Linked DNA regions of Homo sapiens: region 1 is linked to region 2. Evidence: chromatin contacts called from ENCODE Hi-C or POLR2A ChIA-PET data. All regions are on one chromosome and are shown on one strand. The core of a region is the stretch at or near the end of the contact, and the rest is flanking DNA. Distances in the headings are between cores, read along the strand shown.

Region 1 (5,417 bases), core at 2,198-4,697, 200 kb after region 2:
ATTTCTATGTTTCTTCTGTTTTTTGTTTTGTTTTGTTTTTGAGACGGAGTCTTGCTCTGTCACCCGGGCTGGAGTGCAGTGGCATGACCCCGGCTCACTGCAACCTCTGCCACCTGGGTTCAAGCGATTCTCCTGCCTCAGCCTCACGTGCAGCTGGGACTACAGGCAAGAGCCACCACGCCCAGCTAATTTTTGTATTTTTAGCAGAGACAGGGTTTTGCCATGTTGACCAGGCTGGTCTTGAACTCCTGACCTCAAGAGATCCACCTGTCTTGGCCTCCCAAAGTGCTGGGATTACAGGCATGAGCCACCAGGCCTGGCCTATGTTTCCTTTTTTTGCAAACACCAGATCAGTAGCGTGGCACGTAAGGCCGAGGCGGGAAAAGGCACATCCATGTTCTTCTCCTTAGCATAGCTCATGCTATGGCCATCACCAGACACCAGAGGACATCTGGGTTGCCTCCTCCCAAGTAGGCAATTATTCATATTAAAGCGGGAAAGATATGGTGCAGCCAAATAGGCAGAGCAGAAGGTATGTGCTGCTACTGCATATAACACCACTGCTACTTTTTAAAGCAAATCCCACCTTCTTCTTTGGCTTGCTCAAGCCTGTTCCACAGTGAACAGGAGTCATGGAGCTGTGGTGATGTTTATTCTCTTCTCTTAAAGCCAACAGCCAATACTGAATTGTAACTCTCTTTGTTTCTTGTTGTGTTCTTTTCTCTTCCTTTTTGCCTAACTCTGAATTTACCTCACAAGGCCACTGTGAAGAGAATGAAACTGAAATATGTAGAACATTCTCGGCCTCTCTGAGGATGGGTGGAATCAGAACAGAGTAATTACCCCTTGTGCTGTCTTGTATGCCTGTCATCCAACAACACATGATGTTCATTCTCTCCATTCTTTTCTTGCAATACTGATGAAATAAAATTTGTCTATAAAGATTCCTAGCTGAGTACTCAAATGTTTTTCTTGAACATTTGTTACATGGTCTACTTTGCAAGCTTGGTTTCAAATTTGTTGATACCAGGATTAATAACAGTATGTCTTGTGCCAGTATATTTTATTTTCATTGAGTTCTGAAAATTGACTTCAGAGAACAGCATTTTTAAAATAACATTTTTATTTATATCAATAAAAATACCCATGAATTCATATGACTAAAATATTAAAACCTAGAACCCAATTTGTTTACCTAACCAATCACTTGCAATTACCTTTAGGTAATTGTATTGGTTTGGTTTCAAGTATTTTTTAACTAGGGCTGATTTTAAGAAGTGTTTTCATTTAAGCTGTAATTATAGTCGATAGAACTTCCACCTAATATGTGACTTTTTTTAATTTTTAATTTTTTTGAGATGAAGCCTCACTCTGTCACCCAGGCTGGAGTGCAGTGGCACAATCTTGGCTCACTGCAACCTCCGCCTCTTGGGTTCAAGTGATTCTCTCGCCTCAGCCACCTGAGTAGCTGAGACTACAGGCGTGTGCCACCACGCCCAGCTAATTTTTGTATTTTTAGCAGAGGTGGGGTTTTACCATGTTGGCCAGACTGGTCTCGAACTTCTGGCCACAAGTGATCCGCCTGCCTCGGCCTCCCAAGGTGCTGGGATTACAGGCGTGAGCCCCCGCACCCAGCCTCCTATGTAACATTATAAATTTATTGTCATTACTTGTAAGCCTGCCCTTTATTTTAAAATACAAGATATGACAAGATCAGAAACCAGTCTTGTTTCTCCATTTCTTTCTCTAGAAATAATTCTTTAGGAATTCAAATCCATAGTAACAAAAACAAAGGAAAAAAAAACATGCTTTTTTTTATATAATGAATAAAGGTTAAGAAATGACTCCAGGTCTCTTATTTATTTTGTTGATATTTGTGTTGGTTAGTTAAGAAGATGATTTGCTCGATTATTTCAACATTTATTTATTCAACAAACTGTGGACTTTGGAGATGAACAGCTGAAGCTAGAATCCTGACTATCCCTTAATAGCTGTGTAACTTTGGGCAAGTTATTTAACCTCCCTATACCTCTGTTTCCTAATCTGTAAAATGAAGATAATATTAGTATCTAACTCATAGGGTTGTTGGGAGGGTTAACTAAGCAAATATACAAAAAGCTGAGAATAGTCCCTGGTATATAGTAAGTGCTCAATAAATTATGGATGGGAGGATCCTGACCCACATGGAGTTTACAGTCTTGGCAGTATGGATCGGGCAGGTAGAAAAAGACACCAAATTACACAGCCAACAGCATCTTTATAATTGTTTTTAATATAGGAAAAGTATAGGGTGCTAAAGATCAATTTGTGGCTTTCTTTTCCAATGAACTGCTAAAGTTCCACTTTTATGCCCAAGATTCTTATCATACTTTTGTAAGATCAAGAACAACATGTGAAGTTTCCACTATTATATATCCACCCATTATATGTAGTTGTACTGGAAAAAATTAAAAGCTGATAACTTTTAATTTGAAGATGATGGTATATACTATGTATATATATTAAGGTGCTTAAAGATAAATCCTAGCACCTGAGGAGGTGTAGAAATCATTCAAACTCTTTGATTACAATGACAAACTAGTCAGTAACTTACTAAATATTGTACTATATATTACTAAGTATTTTACTCTTCAACATAGCTTTTTAAAGACACAAAGCTTTTCAAAATTCCTGCTTACCTGGGGGTAAAATTTGGGGAAGCAGATTTCTCCAGTGTTTAAAGAAGCCAATTTGGCAGTGTACCAGAGTTGAATACATTTTTCCCATCACAAGGGAATACATTTTTCCCATCTAAGTTAAGTTGTTTTTCTCTGGTAAAGGAGGAAATCAACACCCATCTGTACGGAGATAAACGTTTCAGAGTGTTTTTATATTAAATAATTAGTATACTAGTCTAGTAAGTGATAATCCACGAATAAGTTAAGAAGAGCTAAGAAAGAAAAAGAAAAGCATCCATCCATCCTTTGGTTGCAAATAATACTTACATTAGCGTATGGCAAAATTTAATTTTGTACAGAGTAATTTAACCCAGGATTGCTGACTTTTTAAGAGCTGAGAAAGCATAGCTATGGAGCGCAAGGCCCCACCCAGCAGGGTCTAAGTATTCCGTCTGCAAAACTGGCAGGCCACCAACGGCCGCGTCCCAGGGCGGCCTGAAGGATGCTGATAACCGGGAGCCCCGCCCTGGGTTCGGCTATCCCGGGCACCCCGGGCCGGCGGGGCGAGGCTCTCCAATTGCTGGGCCAGAGCGGGACCCTTCCTTTCCGCACCCTCCTGGGTATCTCCGGTCTTCAGGCCTCCTTCGGAGAGCCCTGCTCCGAGCCCATTGGGCTTCCAATCTTGGCCTGCCTAGCGCCGAGCAGCCAATCAGAAGGCAGTCCTCCCGAGGGGGCGGGACGAGGGGGTGGTGCTGATTGGCTGAGCCTGAAGTCGCCACGGACTCGGGGCAACAGGCAGATTTGCCTGCTGAGGGTGGAGACCCACGAGCCGAGGCCTCCTGCAGTGTTCTGCACAGCAAACCGCACGCTATGGCTGACAGCCGGGATCCCGCCAGCGACCAGATGCAGCACTGGAAGGAGCAGCGGGCCGCGCAGGTACACTCTGTGCTCCCCGAGCGGGCCCGAAGGTCCGTTTAGAAAGCGGGGGCGTCGGCAAGTAAAGGCCCGGCTTCCCCCGGGGCGGCGCTTGGAGGGACTGTACCGCGGCTCACTGGGCAGGGGGGATCCCCTTCGGTGCAGACGGACTTTTACATTCGCCGAAGCAGGGGAGGGGGGTCCGGGTAGTGGGGCGCGGGACTGCAGGCTTTGTTGTCCGCGACAGGCTCGGGTGGTTGCTTCAGAATTTTGCACTTTTGCCAACTGGGACAGAGGTCGCAGCTTGAGGACAGATTGAGGGCTCATGGGGAAAGAGGCAGAGAGCTGCAGCTGCAAGGAAGTCAGTGAGGGGAGAAGTGGAACCAGGCTCTAATGGTGCCCTTCTTGAAATACTGTTTACACGCTTTCATAGTTGTGGGGTCCCAGCAGGGCAGGGATTGTGTTTTACAATCTTGAGGTCTCCAGCACCAGTCACAGTGACTGGTACGTACTATGCACATTATTAAACGACTAAATAAAAGAACTTTTACATTCATTGTCTCATTTGCACTTCAAAATGTCAAGCCTAGCATTTTAGAGCTGGGGGGTGACATTAGGGATTGATTAATGCGTTTATTCTATTCTTTGAGCACCTGTAGGTGCTAGGCACTGTTCGGGGCAAGGTGTACAAATTCCAGTGCGGCAAGAACAACACCCTTGAGAAGCTGAGAGTCTAGTCTGGGAGACGAGACACATAAACAGATGATTACACTCCAGCGTGGTGAGGGCTCTAATAGAGGTTATCTGTAGAATGTAGAGGGAGTGACCAGGTGGGCCGGACAAAGCAGGTGACATTTGAACAGGAATTTTTTTAAATGAGTAGGATTTTAACTTGGTGGTGGGGGAGGCATTCCTGGCCTGTGCCCACGGCTGCAGAGTCTCAGAGGGCATCTATGAGGAGGTTGGATTAGATGAGACCACATCTGGTCTGAGTCTACTGTTGGCAGATTGGCCCAGGGAGTCTAAAGGTCTTGCCCTGTTCCCTGGCTGCTGGTTAATGGTAGACAGAGGACTGCAGCCCTGTTTTCCCTATTCTGCCTAGTGCTCTTGCTCAAAACTCAGGTTCGTGAACTGGGGTATTAATGCTAAGTGCTCATGGATTGCTTTAATGGTTCCCTGTTTGGGAAAAGGCTGCCATTCTCCTCCAAGGGCCTGGAAAATCTCCCCTCTTGGCCCTGTTCTTTGTTATATACCATTAGGTTGGTTCATGAGCTCTTAAAGTAAACCAGAGAGAGGTAGAGTCTTAGTAAAGGATGTGCCACTACTTAGTGGCAGAGACAAGGTTAGAATTCAGCTTCTTGGACCCAAGACTCTTTCCTTACCCAGTGGGTGCAAATCCTGGTTCACACTGAAGTTTTCATGAATACTCGGTGAATTGAGAAAAGTGTGGACAAAGTAGTGAGATTTTTACAAAACAAAATATTTTCTTTTTCTTTTTCTTTTCTTTTCTTTTTTTTTTTTTGAGACGGAGTCTTGCTCTGTTGCCCAGGCTGGAGTGCAGTGGTATGATCTCCACTCACTGCAAACTCCGCCTCCCGGATTCAAGCAATTCTCCTGCCTCAGCCTCCCGAGTAGCTGGGATTACAGGTGTCCACCACCACACCCAGCTAATTTTTGTATTTTTAGTAGAGATGGGGTTTCACCATGTTGGCCAGGCTGGACTGGAACTCCTGACCTCAGGAGATCTGCCCGCCTTGGCCTCCCAAAGTACCGAGATTACAGGTGTAATATTTTCATTTTTAAAGGACTCCCCTTTATTCTGAGACTAGCTGCCTTCTTCCTTGT
Region 2 (5,703 bases), core at 1,389-3,888:
TGTATTCTTCTTATTCTTGTTTTTTTCTCCTGAGACGAAGTTTCACTCAGTCGCCCAGGCTGGAGTGCAATGGCGCAATCTCAGTTCACTGCAAACTCCGCCTCCTGGGTTCAAGCGATTCTCCTGCCTCAGCCTCCCAAGTAGCTGGGATTACAGGCGCATGCCACCATGCCCAGCTAATTTTTTGTATTTTTAGTAGAGATGGGGTGAGCCCCGCACCCGGCCGATAGTGTGTATTCTTGATATGATGAGTATGACACTTTACCTCTGTGGACTTCCCCGCAAAAAACCCTATAACCCCACACTAGTCATGAGAAAAACTTTAGACTGAAAGATATTCTGTAAAATATCTGATCAGCTCTCCTCTAAACTGTCAAGCTCACCAAGAACAAAGAAAGTCTTGTCACAGCCAAGAAGAATCTAAGGACATATAACAACTAAATATGGCATGGGTTCCTGAGACAGAAAAAGGACATTAGGTAAAAACTAAGGAAATCCTAAAGAAGTATGAACTTTAGTTAATAATGTTAATAGGGGAAACGGTGTGGGGTATCTGGAAACTTTCTGTAATACTCTTGCGACTTTCATGTAAATCTAAAATTGTTCTTATGCTGGGAGTGGTGGCTCATGCCTGTAATCCCAGCACTTGGGGAGGCCTAGGTGGGTGGATCATTTGAGGTCAGGAGTTCAAGACCAGCCTGGCCAACATGGTGAAACCCCATCTCTACTAAAAATACAAAAAATTAGCAGGGCATAGTGGTGCACGCCTGTAGCGCCAGCTACTTGGGAGGCAGAGGCATGAGAAGCACTTGAACCTGGGAAGCGGAGGCTGCAGTGAGCTGAGATCGCGCCACTGCACTCCAGCCTGGGCAATAGAGGGAGACTCTGTCTCAAAAAAAAAAAAAAAAATTGTTCTTAAATGAGACATTTAAATCCTAGAGAAAAGGAATATCCCAGAAGCACCATCACGAGGCCTAACCTAATCCCCAGCAAGGGACCTCTCGAGACCTTCTGAAGCCCCACCACAATCTGTAGCCTTCTCTCACAGACCACTTAGTATCTACTCATTTACATATCCATTTGTTTGCAAAGTATTTATCGAGCCCTTGGCCTTGGGTGCAGGGTGGTGGTTGGTCAGGGGGCATGGTGGCTCCCACTTGTAATCTCAGAACTTTGGGAGACCAAGGTGGGAGGATCACTGAGACCAGTTTGGGCAACATAGTGGGACTCTGTCTCTTAAAAAAAAATACATAATAATAAATAAAATTAGCCAGGCGTAATGGTCCCAGCTTCTTGGGAAGCTGAGGTGGGAGGATCTCTTGAGCCTGTGAGGTCAGGGCTGCAGTGAGCCATAATCACACCACTGCACTCCAGCCTGGGTGACAGAAGGAGACTCTGTCTCAAAAAACCCCCTAACCTCCCCCCAAAACCCCAAATGCCCCGCAAAACATATACTACCCCCTCCATCATGCTGGGAGCCACTGAAGGGAGACACCCTGTCATAGTGGTTTGGTCCTCCAGTGGCTAGGGAGGTAGCTGTTTGCTAAGTGAATGTTAAGTCCATCCCAGTCGCTTCCTGCTAACAGTCCACCACGGGAAGTTAGGCATTTAATAATGAGGACACAATTAGGACACCTGGGCTTGGTGCATGAGGATTTTTCTTTTTATTTTTTTGAAGACAAAGCAAAACAAAAAAACAACCCTTTCTTTTTGAGACAGGGTCTTGCTCTATTACCCAGGCAGAAGGGAAATGGCATGATCATGGCTCACTGCAGCTTTTTTTTTTTTTGAGACAGAGCCTCCTTGTTGCCCAGGCTGAAGTGCAGTGGTGTGACCTTGGCTCACTGCAGCCTCCGCCTCCCAGGTCACTGCAGCGTTAAACTCCTGGGCTCAAGCAATCCTCCTGCCTCAGCCTCCCAATTAGCTGGGACCACAGGGGTACACCACCACACCCAGCTAAGTTTCTAAAAATGTTTTGTAGAGACAAGGTCTCACCATGTTGCTCAGGCTGGTCTTGAAATCCTGGGCTCAAGCAATCTGCCTTGGCCTTGCAAAGTGCTGGGATTATAGGCATGAACCACTGTACCTGGCCCACCTTTTTTTTTTTTATTATAAAGGTAATTATGATTATTTTTTAAAAATCAGAAAGGAATAATGAATAAAGTTTCTTTTAATACTACCTCCCAGAGATAACTATTATTAATATATTATAATTTTTCTTCAAATAGGCTTTTAGTACAAATAGTACATGTACAAATACATGTACTAACCTATCAATTTTTTAAAATCACAAACCGAATTTGAGAAACAGGAACATAATGAAATTATTTTTCACCTAATGCTGAATCCTGTATTTTGTGGACATCTTTTCAGGTCAGTGTGTTTGGATATATATTTCTTTTTAAGACCTACACAGTTTCCAGGGTCATCGCTCCCTCAAATTTGAATTGTCAGCTTGATCCCTCTCAGAAGACTAGAGAAACCATACATCCCAGGGCACCTGAAGCAGGGCCAAGCTGGGCTGCAGGTATTTTCCACAGTGCTCTGGCAAGGCCTTCTCCGTGGCTCAGTTAGGGGGTTTCCCTTCTCCCCTCCCCTCCCCTGTTGGGGTGGGGGCAAGGGTAAGAGCGTCTCCCTGGAGGAGGTGCCTAAAGCAGGCTGTGAGTCACTCAGATGAGCTTCCGGGTGAAGTCATGCTGAGAAGCTATTTGCAGACACCTTACTCAAGGAGGCCTAAGGAAAGCATGGGGGGATGCCATCTCAAGCGAGAAATGGAGAACTTTTAGATTCTCCCCTCCCTGGCCTTTCTAGAGCAGAGGCTGTAACCGGAATATCAGAGACACAGTAAATTACCTGGGATTTCCCCATCAGGGAGATTCCTGGGTTACTCTCACTGATAACAAGACTAACTACTCACACCCAGGGTCCCAGGGTGAGGCTGGGCAAGGGAGGCACCAGGGCTGGTTCCACTGCTCAGAGGAGAAATGCAATTCTCTCCTGTGCCTCAAAGTCCAGCATTGTGAGAACACCTCGGATGCCAGCTCTGGCTCCGCCTCTCACAAAACCTAGGTAAAGTGCTTTGTGCGGAATCTTTTCCTTATGAAAAGGCAGGGCTACCAGGCAGTGCCAAGCCCTGGGACAGTCAGGTAACTAATTGCCTATTGCGACTCCCAGCTTACAGGGTAATGCTACCTGCTCCTGCTTAACCTCAGAGACTGGGAATCCCAGTTCTGCCACAGAAGAGGGCCCTTTTAGTTTCCCTGAAGCACTTATACAGAGATTATTGTGTTTATTTTATTTATTTATTTATTTATTTTTGAGACAGAGTCTCGCTCCTTCGCCCAGGCTGGAGTGCAGTGGCGCTATCTTGGCTCACTGCAAGCTCTGCCTCCTGGGTTCACGCCATTCTCCTGCCTCAGCCTCCCAAGTAGCTAGGACTATAGGCGCCCGCCACGGCGCCTGGCTAATTTTTTTTTTGTATTTTTAGTAGAGATGGGGTTTCACCGTGTTAGCCAGGATGGTCTCGATCTCCTGACCTTGTGATCCGCCTGCCTTAGCCACCCAAAGTGCTGGGATTACAGGCGTGAGCCACCGTGCCCGGCCGAGATTATTGTGTTTATTAATTTGCTTACTTGCTCAGTATCTGGTGCCCCTACTCCCTCTAAAATGCAAGCTCTGCATAGCAGGGATTGCCTGAAAAATGTCAGCCACATAGATGCTCAAGACATTTCTAGAAAAGAAATGAATGCCATCAGCCAAATATCTGACCATGACCCGGGGTAAGTACTTAACCTCTAGACCTCAGTTTCTTCATCTGTAAAGCGGATATGGTTTCTTCTCTGTAGTGGTTATGAACATATCGCATAAAGCACTAAACCCAATGCCTGACACATAGCAAGAGTTCAATAAAAGGGCTCTCTCTGTTATCCTCAGAGATGACAAGGATCTTGAACCCCACAATAAACTGCTACATCTCCAATACTGAATGAATTAGCCTCTGTTCAATAAGCCCCACAGGAAGGGGAGCGGGGGAGGTCAAAAGGAATTGGTGCCTGTGATCCCACCTTCCTAAGAGGATTTGCCTATCAGAGCCATCCAGGACCTGATTGGGGATCTCCTTCTGGCTTTTAAGCCACAAGCCATGAATACTGCTGACACCACTCCTATGAAGTAGCAACAAGTGATCCATCGCTAATTGCACTTTGCAGAGCTTTTTCTGATCCATGCTAGAGGCATTAATTAGCTGCAGGAGGTCAGCGCTAGCTAAGTGAACACTCTTTGTGCCCCAGGTAAGGAGACCAAGCTGAGAAGGCAGAGCAGAGCCTGTTCCTCCTTGAAACAAACTTTCAGGCAGCAAAGCCCTAAACAGAGACAGCTGTGTGGTCTGGGCAAGCACAGCGCCTAGCTTCCCTGCTGCCCACACTCAGAAGCAGGCTGAGCGCCAGACGGGGAGAGATGCTGCTGGGTTCTGGGGTGGACAGACATCGTGGACATCGGGTGCAGGCTGGTGGGTACACCCCTGCAAGGAAGAGAAGGGTAAAGGCCAGGTGGGAAGTCCGTGGATATTCTTGTTGGCAGAGGGAGATTAAAAATAGAAAAAAGAGACAGGGCTGGAGAAAGAGGAGGGGAGAAAAAGTATTAAAATAGAGTTTTTTCCCTGGAAAGAAGAGGTCATTTGGAACAGTCACTTCATATGAAAGGTAAAAAAATGTGTTTTGAAATAGCTGAGAAAATATGGAAATTTTCTTCTTCCTTTGCTCTTGTTGTAGAAGGGTAGAGAATTCACACTTGTCTTCTACCTCCAGAAGGCACAGGGCAGAAAACACAGGACTCTCTTTAATGTGCCTTTTAAGACAAAAAATTCTTTCTAATTTGGGGTGGGTCACTCGACAGGTTTCAGAGAGGTTATTTCTAGGGCTGGAGAAGGACTCTGTGCCGCCAGTTTTCCCTAACAGCAGCATTTTAAGCAGCAGATTTTAGGTAGCTTGAAGCCAGAGGACCCCATTCTCTTTTGATGCCTCCCCGGCACCCCCTCCCCTCAATCCACTGATTTACTCCGGGAGGCCTCAGGGCCCAAGGCCAGGCCTTGATCTCCTGGGGAAGCAGAAGTGATTGAGATGCCGATACATCAGGCCTGTTAGCCAGGCCAGGAGGGAGACAGGAGGATAAAGAGACAAAGAACCGAGGAGGGTAGATAAACGAAATCGCATCAGCCGCAAAGCTGCTCGCTCCTAGATAGATTAGCACCTTCCTCTGCCCTAATCATTCCAGACAGCCTCTGCAGCTTGGGTGTGCCCAGCCATCTGGGAACCCTCAGGGATTCGGACTCTATTTTGGCAGCTATTATCTGTGGGGGAAATAATTCTCTCCTTGGTGAACCTCAAGTTTATGAGAAAGTTGAATGTATGCAAAAAGACAAAATCATTTAAACTGTACAAGGGAAGCAAGCTGTTTAGAAGTATTTTATGGAGTCGTGGCCAAGAGTAGGGGCTTTGGGGACAGAATATGTACCTCTGGATCATCTTGGACAAGTTACCGAACCCCTCTGTGTGTGTTGAGGTTTTCTCATCTGTAAAATGGAGCCCACAGTACCCACCTCTATCAGGTTGTTATGAAGATTAAATATGCAATAGATACACAGTAAACATTCCATACTGGGGGCTTTCATGCTTTCATACTGATTACCACGGCTGTGTCCTCGTG

What was found. Hi-C counts contacts between places; a loop is a spot of excess contacts on that map. ChIA-PET counts read pairs that join two places held with the same protein, here RNA polymerase II (POLR2A). Pooled maps may share reads with other maps.
Region 1: a loop to region 2 is called in a map of B cell, with 16 times the contacts of the local background. The contact joins the promoter of CAT here to the enhancer-like site in region 2. A Hi-C loop is called at or near these places in 2 of 168 maps with a recorded cell type or tissue (B cell and CD8-positive, alpha-beta T cell), 12 of 37 single-sample maps with no recorded cell type and 11 of 50 pooled maps. POLR2A ChIA-PET finds 5 or more read pairs at or near these places in 5 of 52 experiments (K562, OCI-LY7, Panc1 and 2 more).

Annotation. Positions count from the first base shown.
Region 1 is chr11:34,435,487-34,440,903 of GRCh38, forward strand. CAT (catalase) reads left to right here and starts at 3,448. Exons shown (of 13, transcript NM_001752.4): 1 at 3,448-3,593. The coding sequence starts at 3,528. LOC105376622 (a long non-coding RNA gene) reads left to right here. Exons shown (of 3, transcript XR_931180.3): 3 at 760-836. RefSeq lists enhancers at 3,261-3,310, 3,481-3,780.
Region 2 is chr11:34,231,558-34,237,260 of GRCh38, forward strand. All of the region lies in intron 1 of ABTB2 (ankyrin repeat and BTB domain containing 2), which reads right to left. Among named protein-coding and RNA genes, the nearest start is that of ABTB2, 120 kb to the right of the region's middle. RefSeq lists enhancers at 2,444-2,968, 2,645-2,974. Within about 2 kb of position 2,639, at least 13 of the 41 ENCODE cell types and tissues checked have a DNase peak (open chromatin) inside an H3K27ac peak, as active enhancers do; they include B cell and Panc1, where a contact is called at or near this core.